2 separate regions of the Homo sapiens genome follow, and region 2 is linked to region 1. A link is a contact called in ENCODE Hi-C or POLR2A ChIA-PET data. All regions are on one chromosome and are shown on one strand. Each heading gives the region's core, a stretch centred on a gene start or an enhancer-like site at or near the end of the contact. The rest is flanking DNA. Distances are from core to core; before and after follow the strand shown. Region 1 overlaps AHRR (aryl hydrocarbon receptor repressor). Region 2 overlaps EXOC3 (exocyst complex component 3).

What was found. Hi-C counts contacts between places; a loop is a spot of excess contacts on that map. ChIA-PET counts read pairs that join two places held with the same protein, here RNA polymerase II (POLR2A). Pooled maps may share reads with other maps.
Region 2: a loop to region 1 is called in a pooled map, with 2.2 times the contacts of the local background. The contact joins two enhancer-like sites. A Hi-C loop is called at or near these places in 1 of 168 maps with a recorded cell type or tissue (B cell), 1 of 37 single-sample maps with no recorded cell type and 3 of 50 pooled maps. POLR2A ChIA-PET finds 5 or more read pairs at or near these places in 6 of 52 experiments (A673, BJ, GM12878 and 3 more).

Annotation. Positions count from the first base shown.
Region 1 is chr5:423,349-430,344 of GRCh38, forward strand. AHRR (aryl hydrocarbon receptor repressor) reads left to right here. Exons shown (of 11, transcript NM_001377236.1): 7 at 493-629; 8 at 4,459-4,658. PDCD6-AHRR (PDCD6-AHRR readthrough (NMD candidate)) reads left to right here. Exons shown (of 13, transcript NR_165163.2): 9 at 493-629; 10 at 4,459-4,658. Among named protein-coding and RNA genes, the nearest start is that of EXOC3-AS1, 16 kb to the right of the region's middle. RefSeq lists an enhancer at 1,343-1,962. Within about 2 kb of position 1,448, at least 2 of the 41 ENCODE cell types and tissues checked have a DNase peak (open chromatin) inside an H3K27ac peak, as active enhancers do; they include GM12878, where a contact is called at or near this core.
Region 2 is chr5:457,074-464,449 of GRCh38, forward strand. EXOC3 (exocyst complex component 3) reads left to right here. Exons shown (of 13, transcript NM_007277.5): 6 at 827-952; 7 at 2,286-2,386; 8 at 4,887-4,997; 9 at 5,084-5,234; 10 at 7,217-7,339. Among named protein-coding and RNA genes, the nearest start is that of SLC9A3-OT1, 12 kb to the right of the region's middle. RefSeq lists enhancers at 1,227-1,396, 1,454-2,653, 2,032-2,131, 2,152-2,261. Within about 2 kb of position 1,943, at least 8 of the 41 ENCODE cell types and tissues checked have a DNase peak (open chromatin) inside an H3K27ac peak, as active enhancers do; they include GM12878, where a contact is called at or near this core.

The sequences.
Region 1 (6,996 bases), core at 198-2,697:
TGGCAGGTGTGGAGCTCCTTGACAGGCAATGACAGGCGGGGGCTGTGCTGGGACAGTTGCATCTGGGCTCTGAGGAGAGGCGACACCTGCCCGCGGTCCTGTGCAGAGGGTGGCTCCTGGGTTCTCTCGCACGTATCCGCAGAAGCCTGAAATAATTCACGGAAAGTTTCCACCATGACAGTATGATTGACCTTAAAACAGCAAAGCCCAGGCACCTACATGCAAGACCCTTCTGTAAAGCTAAAAACAAGCAAGATGAAACCATTGGTCCATCGTCATGCATGCACATGTACTAAAAACGATGTTTTTAAAGGCAAAGGATGATGAAGGCAAAATTTGAGTGACATCTAGAGGGATGCTGGGGGCGGGAGGATGGCACAGTGATAGGGTTTACATGACCTGGCGCGTGAGAGCCGTGGGCGTGGTTGTGCGTGTGACACGTGTGTTTTGGCTTCTCCCACCGCCACGCCCCTTGGCCCCTATGGTCTGCAGGAGATGATGCTATCCTGGGGAGGCTGCTCAGGGCCCAGGAGTGGGGCACAGGCACGCCCACCGAGTACTCGGCCTTCCTGACCCGCTGCTTCATCTGCCGTGTGCGCTGCCTGCTGGACAGCACCTCGGGCTTCCTGGTGAGTGCGTGGGTCCCTGGCAGGGGGCTCCCGACATCTGGGATGCATTCTACCCTGGTGTGGAAGGAAACAGAGGGCAAGAGGGGGTGGGGGCGTTAAACCACATGTCCCTGGTGGAGGGACGGGGGCCGGTGCTGAGCTCTGTGTACCCTGTGATGGTGTGGGGGTGTTAACCCATGTGTCTCTGGTGGGTGGGAGAGGGCTGGGCACTGAGCTCTGTGCACCCTGTGATGGTGTGGGGGTGTTAACCCATGTGTCTCTGGTGGGGGGGCGAGGGCCGGTGCTGAGCTCTGTGCACCCTGTGATGGTGTGGGGGCTTTAACCCACGTGTCTCTGGTGGGTGGGAGAGGGCTGGGCACTGAGCTCTGTGCACCCTGTGATGGTGTGGGGGTGTTAACCCATGTGTCCCTGGTGGGGGGGCGAGGGCCGGTGCTGAGCTCTGTGCACCCTGTGATGGTATGGGGGTGTTAACCCATGTGTCTCTGGTGGGTGGGAGAGGGCTGGGCACTGAGCTCTGTGCACCCGGCGATGGTGTGGGGCTGTGACGCCTCTGGGCATGCGTGATGAGTCAACCGTGAGGCCTGCTGTGGTGGACAAGCCAGGTCGATGAGAATGTAAAACTCTGCAGTAGGTTTATACTCTAGTTGTACCTTTATTTAAAACTTATTAAAATATTTTTTAAAATGTGCCCCACATCTGCCAAGGGCTGGCAAACTGGGAGAGCCTCTGGCTGTGGCTGGCGTGAGTGGCTGAGCCCATGGCATCTGCTGAGCTTTTTGGTTTCACCCTCTTCTCTTGCAAACAGATACTTGGGGTTTTCACTTCTGCTATTTGACCATTTCTTCTTCCAGCTCCTCATTGAATCAGAGAACTCCTCCCCATCGGACATGTCAGGGCAAAGGCCTCCCACCCTGTCCCAGAGCCCTGCCCACCTTGCAGACCCTCCAGGCACTGTGGTCCCCCTGGCCACAGCACAGTCAGCCCTGGGTCATGGCCCCTCAGAGCCCCAGTGGTGGCCCTTGCTGTCTCCTGGCTGCAATTCAATGCCACAAGGCCCTCAGACCCCAGCACCCCACAAGGCCCTCTGACTCCAGCACTGTAGCTGGGCAGGCCCCCTGGGCTCAGCTTTCCACCCATTTGTGGACCCATGACCTCCTGGGGACCTTGGGTGCAGACGGTCCCCATGGCAGAGGTACCTGTGGGTCTGCCTGTTTCTGTGTCTTTCCCACCCACTGGGTGCCTGGTGGAAGGACCAGCTCTCCACAGGCCCCAGATCTGTTGCCACGCACACGCCCCAGGGCACATCTTTCATTTAGGTAGCTAGGGACAATAAAGTTTTATTTATTTATTTATTTATTTTTGATGGAGTCTCGCTCTGTCACCCAGGCTGGAGTGCCTGGTGCAATCTCGGCTCACTGCAAGCTCCGCCTCCTGGGTTCACGCCATTCTCCTGCCTCAGCCTCCTGAGTAGCTGGGACTACAGGCGCCTGCCACCACGCCCGGCTAATTTTTTTGTATTTTTAGTAGAGACAGTGTTTCACTGTTGGTATTTTGTTCTAAATTTTGAGGAAATTAAGATACTTACTTTTATTGGCTAAGGAATGTTGTTCGTTTTTTAAAATTGTATAACCAATTCCTGGTTAATTAAAAACTCTTATTTCTAGGTGACCCAAAATTGGAAGGATTTTACTGTGCAGCCACTGGAATATAGTTTAAAATGGAATTGTCAAACAAAGAACTGAATGGAGGAAACAAGCCAGAGAAATTAGATTGATGCTAAAATATTGCAATAAGGTTTACACAAATACGTGTCTGATTCTGTTTTCCCATTAAAATCCATTCATCCACAGCACCATAAAGGGCTCCTGTATTGACACAGAATACACCAAGACCCTGCAGGACCTCACGGCTCTTCCCGGCTTTCACCCTGAGTGGTGCAGTCTTGGCAATGCGGGTGTCATGGAAGCTCCCTCATGCCACCCACAGGGCCAACTGAAAATGGTAGTTTTTGAGATTCGGCTGAAATTAACTTGGGAGCTTGAAATCAGCTGTGTTGGGAATATTTATACTAAAAAAATTGGCAAACACTGCATATCTGGGAATTTTTCCCCCTGGAGAGCTAGATGTTAAACATTTCCCAGCACACCGCTGCCTTGAATCCCCACCAATTATGTGACTGCTACACAGCAGGTGTTTATTATTTGTTTAATATATCCATGGACAGATGGAAAGATGGATGAATGGATGAATGGATGGTTGGATAGATGGGAAGATGGATGGATGGATGGATGGATGAGTGGATGGATGAGTGGATGGATGGATGAGAAGATGATGGATGGTTGGATAGGAAGATGATGGATGGATGGATGGGAAGATGGATGGGTGGATGGATGGATGGACAGATGGAAAGATGGATGAATGGATGGATGGATGGTTGGATAGATGGGAAGATGGATGGACAGATGGAAAGATGGGTGAATGGATGGATGGATGGTTGGATAGATGGGAAGATGGATGGATGGATGGATGAGTGAATGGATGAATGGGAAGATGACGGATGGATAGATGGACAGATGGATGGATGAATGGGAAGATGGATGGGTAGGTGCATAGATGGACAAATGGAAAGATGGATGGATGGACGGATGGGTGGATGGATGGATGGATAGATAGAAAGATGGATGGGTGGATGGGTGGACGGATGGATGGATAGATGGATGGGTGGATGGATGGCTAGATGGACAGATAGATGGGTGGATGGATGGATGGATGGGAAGATGATGGATGCATGGACAGATGGATGAATGGATAGGAAGATGGATGGATGGATGGATAGATGGGAATATGATGGATGGGTGGAAACATGGATAGATGGATGGATGGGTGGATGGATGGATGGATGGGTGGGTGGGTGGCTGGGTAGATGAATGTATGGGAAGATGGATGGATGGAAACATGGCTGGATGGATGGGAAGATGATGGATGGAAACATGGATGGATGGATGGATGGGTGGATGTGAAGATGGATGGGTGGGTGGATGGATGGATGGGAAGATGATGGATGGATGGGTGGGTGGATGGATGGGTGGATGGATGGATGGATGGAAAGATAGATTGGTGGATGGATGGATGGATAGAAAGATAGATGGATGAAATAAGGATAGAGGGTGGAGCCACATTGTGGGGTGATTCTTCCATACAAGGCAGGAGTACCCCTGAAGGCCCTTGGTAAACAACTAAATTATACATCAGCCTTCCCTTTGTAGAGAGATATTTTATTTTCTTATATAACAAACTCCTAGCTTACTTGCTGGCTTTTAAAGTCTCACTGTACACCCTAGATAAATAAAATCAAGTCGTGCCTAAATTTCATAATTACAAATGAAGAATTGATAATTTGGAAATGGAGTGTTAAAGCTGAAACAATCCTTGGAGATCATCCACTCCTGCGAATTCTTGCCAGGGGTTTGCCGCTGGCCCGGCTGTGGGCAGGTGGCAGGTCCCACAGGCGCAGTTCGTGCCACCTGCGCATGGGGTGGCACACATGAACAGGCACACACGCGGGAATGAACCTGTCAAAGGCCGTCGCCGCGGCTCCAGAGAAACTGGGAGTGGGGGATGGTTTCAGGATGATTCAAGCACATCGAATCACTCTGCAGGCCCGGGGGTCACAGGCTTGGCAGCTGCGGCTCTGCTGTCCCGAGCCACTCATGGTGAGCTGCCTCCCTACGAATTCCAGCCGCTGTCGCGCCCTTGAGTTCTGTGTCCTGTGACCACCTTGCCAGGCCACTTGGTGAACACGCCTTCCTCTCTGTCTTTAAAACACCAGACGATGCAGTTTCAAGGAAAACTAAAATTCCTGTTTGGACAGAAGAAGAAGGCGCCGTCAGGAGCCATGCTCCCGCCGCGGCTGTCGCTGTTCTGCATTGCGGCACCCGTTCTCCTCCCCTCCGCAGCGGAGATGAAAATGAGGAGCGCGCTCCTGAGGGCAAAACCCAGAGCAGACACCGCAGCCACCGCGGATGCAAAGTGAGTAAGACTCGCCCTTCACAGCCACATGGTGCCTGCTGGCGGCCCCCACAAAACACCTCCACACTCAGTGTTTTCTGTGTCTTCTTTCTTCATTTCCAGCCAGTAATAAGTCAGTTTCGTGTCGTAAAAGTCATTACACAACATAGGCAGCAGCGATTAGATGAAACAATGTTTTTCAAACTCGTATTTGCAAACTGGCACCAAACGTTGCCTGTATCGATTCATTCCTAAATCATCCTGTTACAGAACCAGTTTCAGAATAAGTGTCCTGACCCCGTGTCCTCAAGAAAATGCGGAGCTGGCTGTGGCCCCTGCCTTTCTCCATCTCTTGGCTGCCCGCCCTTCACACCGTCTGTCTATGGACAAGTGGAGGTAGTTCCCGGCTGCAGGACATGCCGGAGAGATGCGTCCCTGGTGGGCAGATGGAGGGTGAACGGCACAGCTGCCCCTCCAGCTGGTCCTCGTCCCTGGCCAACCCAGGCCTACCCACAGCTCCCTCAGCCTTTCAGAAGTAGAAAACACCCTGTTGGTCCCCGAGCTTGTTGGTACTAGGGACCAGTTTGGTGGAAGACAATTTTTCCACAGACTGGGAGTGGGGGGATGGTTTCAGGATGATTCAAGCACATTACGTTTACTCACTATGCATTTCATTTCTGTTTTATTACATTGTAATATATAATGAAATAATTATACAACTTGGCATAATGTAGAACCAGTGGTAGCTCTGAGCTTGTTTTCCTGTAACTAGGCGGCCCCATGGCGGGGGTGGGGGTGATGGGAGACAGTGACAGATCATCAGGCATTAGATTCTCATGAGCTCGAACCTAGGGCTCTCCCTCACATGCACAGTTCACAACAGGGTTCACAGTCCTGTGAGAATCATGCCCCAGCTGAGCTGACAGGCAGTGGAGCTCTGGCGGTCACGCGAGCAGTGGGGAGTGGCTGTAAATATAGATGAAGCTTCACTCGCTTGCGCAGGGCCCACCTCCTGCCATGCAGCTTGGCTCCTAGAGGCCATGGACGGGTACCAATCTGTGGCTGGGGGCTGGGGACCCCTGCCCTTGGGGATTCGTGTCTATAGTTTCCTAGAATGTGTTAAGTCTGCCTTGCGTGCTGGGAGAGATGCAAATGCTGTGCCTATAGAAACTGTGTTCCACCTGCTGGGAACACACCAGTGAGGTAGGGCCGGGGCTGCCAGGATGCCAGAGATCCAACTTCCTCTCAGAGAATCGTGCAGGAGTGAGGTAGGGCTGGGCCGCCAGGATGCCAGAGATCCAACTTCCTCTCAGAGAATCTTGCAGGAGTGAGGTAGGGCCGGGGCCGCCAGGATGCCGGAGATCCAACTTCCTCTCAGAGAATCGTGCAGGACCCCTTCCCCGGCCACCTGGGCGAGTTGCCGCTCCTGCCACTTCCTCCTGGGACAGCCTGATGGGGCGGGGCTGAGCGCAGGGCAGAGGGGTGGTCTGGGCCGGCCCTGCCCCTGCCCCCTGGCCCTCAGCCCCCGGGTCCTTGGCTGTCGGTGAGGTGCTCCTGCTCTGTGACTCCGAGACCCACCCGACTTGTCCTCGGCCCCTCGGCGCTGCAGGCCCAGGCCCTGGTAACCAAGTGCAGCTCAGCCTTGCCGCGCGATCCTGCAGCCGCCACTGGGCAGCCCGCTTTGTTCGTGGCCTCCCCACTCTGTGGGTAGCAAATACTGAGTGGGAAAGGAATCTTAGCAGGCGTCGAATTCAGCTCCCCAGCCAGCCCAGTGGGAATCTCTGGCATAGCGCCCAGGAGTGATTGGCTGAGGCTGCACAAACCCCACACGGAAAACATTGCTGGGTTCAGACAGAACCTTGAGAGCAGATTCTTCGTGGTGTGACTCGAATCTCACTGCCTGGGGTTGCCACGGCCCTGTGTTGGCTGAGCGCTCTCTGCTCTGTTTGCCTTGCCCCGGGTTACGGTTTCCAGATATGTCCTGATTCCGATGCTCCTCCTCTGTGCATGGACAGCCCCGGGGATGTTCACAGCAGATGGAGCTGTGCAGACCGGAGCAGACGTCCCCGCCCTGTTCTGGGCGCTGCCTTTACTGCTGTACCTGCTGTGGCAGGCGCGTTGGGGTGATCTTAAGTTGCAGTCACGTGTGTTGCCTTGTGGTCCGACTTTGAATTCTAGCTGCATTCCTTAACTTCCATTAGTATTCAATTTCATTTTTTAGATGCGGTCTTGACTGACCTTGTCAGAGTCCAGGCTCCCGAACTAGTTTGAGATCTGGGACTCAGCAGCACCCGGCACGCTGCCGTCCCTCCTGTTCTTTGGCGCCTTTGACGGGCAGCACATCTTCTGTATTCACACC
Region 2 (7,376 bases), core at 693-3,192, 34 kb after region 1:
CAGGCAGGAGGCAGGGGGGAAATGCCTTAGCGTTGACTTCCTAGGATGCATTGCTCAGTTGCCCGGGCTCTGCTTCCAGGCCTTGACAGGTCAGTTTGCTAGAAGAGGAGAATGGCCCCTTCTCTGGGCCTGGATCTGAAGCTTGTCCTCTGCTGGAGACGTGAGCCTGTGCCCTACTCGGCAGGCTGGCCAGGGCCCAGAACGTCTGAACCGTGTGTGGCAGCACCTGCCAGGCTCTCGGCTCTGAGTCCCATGGTTGGGGGGGTCCGTCAAGGACCAAAGGGCGAGTCCATTTGCAGCCTGGTGACCACCAGGTGGTCTCAGAGTGAGAAGAGGAGGTCAGCAGGGTCTGCTTCTTAGACAAGGGTGCGTCCACCTAGCAAGGCAGCATTATGACCAGAAGCCGAGGTGTCCTCAGGAGCTGGGGAAGGAGCGCTGTCTTCTCTTGGGACGTGAGCTGCTGTGGTTGCTGAGTCTGGGCATGGGAACAGGCCTGACCGGACCTGGTCGGCCTCATTCTCTGTGCACCTGGGATTCAGCGGCCTTGTCCTCCAGCATGAGGTGCAGCCAAAAGGGCATCTAGTTTCTTCTCCCTCTTTATCTGTACCAAGGGTTCCAGTTAAACCCCTGCGGGCTGCTGTGGTCACTGCCTCCCATGGGGGTGGCTCCTGGGTCCCTGCTCTGGAGTCCTCATTTGAGAAAGAGGACGCTGGTGCCCTGTGTCTGGTTTGTGGAGCTTGTGCATGCAACTGACCAGGTAATTGGCATGACCCTCAGGCACCTGCTCTTCTCTCTTCTCTTCTCCATGATGCTGAACTTTCTTTAGTCAAACATCATCGCCTGGCTGCGGAAAGCGCTGGAGACAGACAAGAAAGACTGGGTCAAAGAGACAGAGCCAGAAGCCGACCAGGACGGGTACTACCAGACCACACTCCCTGCCATTGTCTTCCAGGTACCACCTGCAGGGGACTGGCACAGTTCCGTTTCCTAGGTGGATAGTGGGACCTGTAGGTTTTACAAAGTGACACAGATACCTGGGATCTTCATCCACAGAGTGTAGTAAAAATATTGAGAGCCCTGCCTGGTGCATCTAAGTCCTCTCCTCTCTCTGTCTCTTACTCTCTGGAGCTGCAGAAACCTGGGATGATACTTACCAAATAGTTTTGCCCAAGGTCACTTTACTTTTCTGACCTGGTCTTTATGGGTTTGGACTACAGCCTAATTGTATGTTATTTATGTGCGACTTTCAAATGTGAGTTTGTTTGGTCGATATCCAGGATTTGTCCTAAAAAATGGCACATGATTGAGTTTAAACAGGTGGATTTTGGGAGCGTCCATTATTTTTTTTGAGACGGAGTCTCACTCTGTTGCCCAGGCTGGAGTGCGGTAGCACAATCTTGGCTTACTGCAATCTCTACCTCCTGGGTCAAGGCGTCCATTAGCTTTTAAAGTTGCTTTCCTGTTCATTGGTTAAGGTTCTAAGTATTAGACCGACCTGCATTTTTACCACGGATTCACTTTCCAACGCCCAAGCCTCACTAGGTGTTAGAACCGGTGTGTTCTTACCACGGATTCACTTTCCAGTGTCCGACCGCCCTGTGTCCCGTTTTTCCTGCTCTTTTTTTCTTTTGGCACATCATGTGTTTTAATTTGAGTGGCATTGCTGAGGGATGGAGCCCCGTTGTGTTAGAATCCTCACTCAGGACTCTAGTTAGGCAGGAGTGAGGGCTGGCGGGTGACATTTCTCTCTGAATGATACCGTTAGTTATTGACAGGCTAGTCCAAACCCTTTCCTTTGTTTGGAAACAGATGCCGTGAGAAACTGTGAGGAGAGCTCTGTCCCCTTGCCCTTCCTCTGCCTGGGTCAGCTCCTGGCAGGGCCTGGCACACCCCAGGTCCAGATTCTTAGGAACTCTGCATCATGACAGTCATGGGGCCAGGGAGGGTGAGTCAGGTGCCTGAGGGGCGCCATCCCGGGTGGGGCCTCACTCCACACATTAAAACTCCAGTCACGTAGTGTGAGGACAGACATGGCCCCCGTGGGAGAAACCAGTTTGCCAGGAATTAAGAAATGAGTCACTTGGTACTTTCCCAGGTGAGAAAGTTGTTTTTTTTTTTTTTAAACTAACTTTGTTATTTTTCACGTGGTTTCATTTTTTTTTTCTCTGAATTTGGACTATCCTAAATGCCAGTTAGCAGATGGAGGTTTCATATAACAGCAAACCTGCACTCTTAGTATACTCCTGTAAGATTATACCAGAATTCATAAGTTCTCTGATTTTTAGATGTTTGAACAGAATCTTCAAGTTGCTGCTCAGATAAGTGAAGATTTGAAAACAAAGGTACTAGTTTTATGTCTTCAGCAGATGAATTCTTTCCTAAGCAGGTATGTCTTTCTGCCAGTGTGCTAATGTACACATTGAATGTTTTTAAAAATTAGAAGCAAAAATTTTTTGATCCTACTATGCCTGTTACTAAGAAGAAATTAAGCCGGTAGATTCCCCACGTGTCACTCCTGTGTTCTTCAAAAGCAAAGGGAGGGAGCGGAGCTTCTGGATCATCTTCCCCTTGAGTGGACCACACACCCCCTTGGGCTCCCAGAGCTGATGTGTTGTGACGTCCTTAGCGATGCGCCGGATGACACCAACTCTGTTGGAGTCAGGCTCCTCCTGTTGCCTGTTCTGAACTTCCTTGGGGTGGGGGTGGCGACTCCTGCCGCAGTGCCTACTTCGTAGTGGGGAGGGCGTCCTCGGCTGAGCCGGCCCTCCTCAGAAGGGCTCCAGGCAGCCATGACCTGGCACGCCACCCTCCCCATGAGTTGTTGATAATTTTCAAACCTATACAGATGTGGAAAAGAGTTTAAAAAACTGTGTTCACCCATCGTGCAGTCCAGAAGCCATCCCCTCCAAAGCCCCCTTGCCTAATCTGTTCTCCCCTGCCCATTCCACTCTCTCTGCTGAAGTACCTTCAGGCAAACCCCGGGCGCTGTGGCATGGTATTTGCGACCCTCTCTGAAGCCACTGCAGTGCCATCAAGTCAGAGACACATGCACGGTGACTCCGTGGGGTCATCCGATGCCAAGTCTGCGTTTGGGTTGTATCTCAAGTGTGTCTTTTGATAGTTGTGAATCAGATTGGACTGCATCGCATGAGGGCTTAGGGTTCCTAGGCCTCTGGTAAGCCGAATAGCCCCTTCCCTCCTTCAGCTGCTGGCTTGTAGATCTCTGTAGAGAGATGTCCCTCAGCCTCCTCCTCAGTCTACTGTCAGCTCCCGAGCCAGATGCTGGCTCTGCAGGCTTGGATCCCACTTATTGGTGAGTGTGCCTTCCACGATGTGGCACATCAGGAGACATGGCGTCCATAGGTCCTGTCCTGGTGGCTTAGGTACTACAGCCACGCCGCCCACTCAGAGTTCCCATTTGCCATCCATCGATAGGGGTAATGCCCAAGTCCCCACTGGCCGCCCATCCACAGGGGTCACAGCTGAGTCCCCACTGGCCCTCTTCCATAGAGGTCTTAGCCGAGTCCCCACTGGCCAAGTCTTAGCCAAGTTCCCATTGGCCCTCTATCCATAGAGGTCTTAGCCAAGTCCCCACTGGCCAAGTCTTAGCCAAGTCCCCATTGGCCTTCTATCCACAGAGGCATGGCCAAATCCCTATTGGCCATCTGTCCATGGGGATCTTGGCCTGAGTTTGTTTCTTTGGAGGTCATTGTCATTTATGAGGTTAGATTCTTCTATAAAGAGACCGTTCCTTGATCACCCTCAGCTTTTTGATGACCTGAACCACACTTTGGACAGAAATGCTAACTTCTTTCCCTTTAATTGCCAGCTTTCAGTGTGCTCCTTTCTTAACATCTCTTAAAAATAGAAACGGTATTTGTTGTATGATTCTTCCACTCCCATAGGTGCTTGAGCATCCCCACAGTAAGTTTAAAAATAGAGCGTGTCACTACCTCTGTTTGTTTTCTTGACATTTCAAGTGTCTGTTTTTAATTGGATGATTTCAGGGACAGTTTCTGAAAGGGACATTTTACCTGACATTTGATGAGGTTCCTAACACTATGAGTTTCTAGGTGAAGTGTATAGTAAATAAAATAAATAAAATAAGATAATGCTTTCCCAATTCCTCACAATCAACTATGTAGTATATTTTTACAATCAGAATGCTGAACCATATTTTTTTTCCTTTTTTCAGTTATTATTTTTTACCAACTCCTCAAAATTTTTATATTTTTTAATTGTTTTTAAGAAACAAGGTCGGTCAGGCACGGTGGCTTACGCCTGTAATCCCAGCACTTTGGGAGGCTGAGGCGGGTGGATCATGAGGTCAGGAGTTCGAGACCAGCCTGGCCAATGTGGTGAAACCCTGTCTCTACTAAAAATACAAAAATTAGCTGGGCATGGTGGGGCACACCTGTAGTCCCACCTGCTCAGGAGGCTGAGGCAGGAGAATCACTTGAACCCAGGAGGTGGAGGTTGCAGTGAGCCAAGGTCTCACCACTGCACTCCAGCCTGGGTGACAGAGCAAGACTCTATCTCAAAAAAAAAAAAAGAGACAAGGTCTGATTAGGTTACCCCGACGGGTAGCTCACTGCAGCGCAGCCAGCAGCCTTTAACTCCTGGGCTCAGGTGGTCTCCCTGCCTCAGCCTCCTAATGAGCCATATTTTAAAGCCTGAGGTGAAGTTATTTTTTGATCCATTTAAAGTAATCAACCTCTCTGTCCTTCCATTAGTCTGGATCGTCTAAAGATTGTTTTATTTTTAGAGGCTCATCCGGTCAGATGTTAGTGATGTGAAATTTCAGGCCAGGCGTGACGTCAGCGTGGCATTTGAAACAGCTCCATGTTGCCCTTAGTGCTGTCTGACCGAAGCCTGTCTGTCCTCAGATATAAAGATGAAGCGCAGCTGTATAAAGAAGAGCACCTGAGGAATCGGCAGCACCCTCACTGCTACGTTCAGTACATGATCGCCATCATCAACAACTGCCAGACCTTCAAGTGAGTGTGGCCGGGCGCTGTGGCGGGGGAGCGGTGGAGGCCGGCCTGCCCAGCCGCTGTGTTGAACCTGAACCCTTTCCTTGCAGGGAATCCATAGTCAGTTTAAAAAGAAAGTATTTAAAGAATGAAGTGGAAGAGGGTGTGTCTCCGAGCCAGCCCAGCATGGACGGGATTTTAGACGCCATCGCGAAGGAGGGCTGCAGCGGTTTGCTGGAGGAGGTCTTCCTGGACCTGGAGGTGGGCCTGGCTCTTTCCTCCTGCCGTTTTCTGGGCCGAAGCCCAGTGCTTCCTCACTGCCCTCTGGGACACAGGCTGTGAACTGTACCGTGCGGATGCCGTCTGGGGAGCCGGGCTGTGCACTTGCATTCCGGTCAGATCGCTTAAAGCGCCTCCGTTTTCGGTGACGCTGCTTCGTATGATGCAGGGTCCTTCTTACGCACAATTCAGTAGATTCACCCTGTAAGTATTAAAGACATCAGACAATTTAGTGGATTACAAAATAGAAACCGATATGTAGGGACCTGTCAAAAAGTCAAATTGAGAGTGCACACACACACACATCCTCACATAGATCAGTTTCGCTTTTGAATATAGGTACACACGCAAAAATCATTAATAAAATGAATTTAATATTGTATCAAAGGCATAACCTACCATGAAATGTAGGGGTTATTTCAGAAACATAAAGATGGCTTAACATTATTTAGAGGTATTGGCAGAAATCAGGATATATTTAAAAAATAAGACCTTGTAGGCCGGGTGTGGTGGCTTACGCCTTTAATCCCAGCACTTTGGGAGGCCAAGGTAGGCGGATCACCTGAGGTTGGGAGTTCGAGACCAGCCTGACCAACATGGAGAAACCCCATCTCTACTCAAAATACAAAATTACCTGGGTGTGGTGGCGCATACCTGTAATCCCAGCTGCTTGGGAGGCTGAGGCAGGAGAATTGCTTGAACCCGGGAGGTGGAGGTTGCAGTGAGCAGAGATCGCGCCATTGCACTCCAGCCTGGGCAACAAGAGCAAACTCCATTTCAAAACAACAACAACAACAAAATAATAAGACCATGGCCATCTGGTGGTCCTGCTGGAAAGGGGTTCCTGGGATGAGGGGTGGGATTGGTTGCTGATTCATCAGTGTCTGGTTGTGCAAGAGAACAGAAATGTGTGTGGAAGTGTCCCCAAAGAGGCAGACACTTGTAACTTTCGCAAATATGACTTAGCAAGAAGAAAATATTTACATTTGAAATTATTTCAAAATTTAAAAAGAATATATAGAAAAATGGGCAAAAGACATGAACGGCCACCTCACATTAAAAGCAACACCAGTGTCCTCATCGTGAAACTAGACGCCCGATCTTATCCTCGAAGCAATGAATGCTCAACAGGACCTGCTGCTCAGCAGGATGGCAGGAGCCGGAGACGTGGATGCTGTTCAGGCTTGTTGAGGGTGTGGGAAAAAGGGGCTGTTTGTATTCTGTGTGGGCCTGAACTGGGTTGGGTTTTTGAGGGCAGCTTGGAAATACAGCCATTGTAGTTTTAATCTGTAACTTTTACTGGAGTTTTAATTTGTACACTTCTATTGGAGTTTTAATTTGTATACTTTTATTGGAGTTTTAATTTGTATACTTTTATTGGTTTTAATGTGTATACTTTTTGACTGAAAAATTCAACTTTAAGGAATTTCATCAGAATTATACAGATTCACTGTTGCATTATTGCAAAATGTGAAAAAAATTTAAATGTCCATCAATAGAGAATTGGGCAAATAAATACGATAAATATATGTAGCCACTAAAGGTAAAATGTATACATGCACAGATATTTCCATCTTTAACATGTCATTTTGGGAAGCTCATCACAGAAATTGTAGTATAAATCTCCTATACTTAAAGTACACATTTGCAGATTATATAATCAAATTTTTACCTGAGTGCGCATTGCTGTTGTAATTAGAAAAGCAGTGTGACGTAGCAAAGATGCACGGAAGTGCCTCCCTCCCACACGCACTCAGTGCTCGTGGGACGTTGAGGTGAGGAAGTGCCTCCCTCCCACGCTGCACGCAGCTCTCGTGGGGCGTTGAGGTGAGGAAGTGCCTCCCTCCCACACTGCACGCAGCTCTCGTGGGGCGTTGAGGTGAGGAAGTGCCTCCCTCCCACATGCACTCGGCTCTCGTGGGACGTTGAGGTGATGATTTCTATGATCTGTTTCTGCTTTTCAGCAACATCTGAATGAATTGATGACGAAGAAGTGGCTATTAGGGTCAAACGCTGTAGACATTATCTGTGTCACCGTGGAAGACTATTTCAACGATTTTGCCAAAATTAAAAAGCCGTATAAGAAGGTAAGAAGGTGGGACCTAGTTCCCTCATCACCTTGAC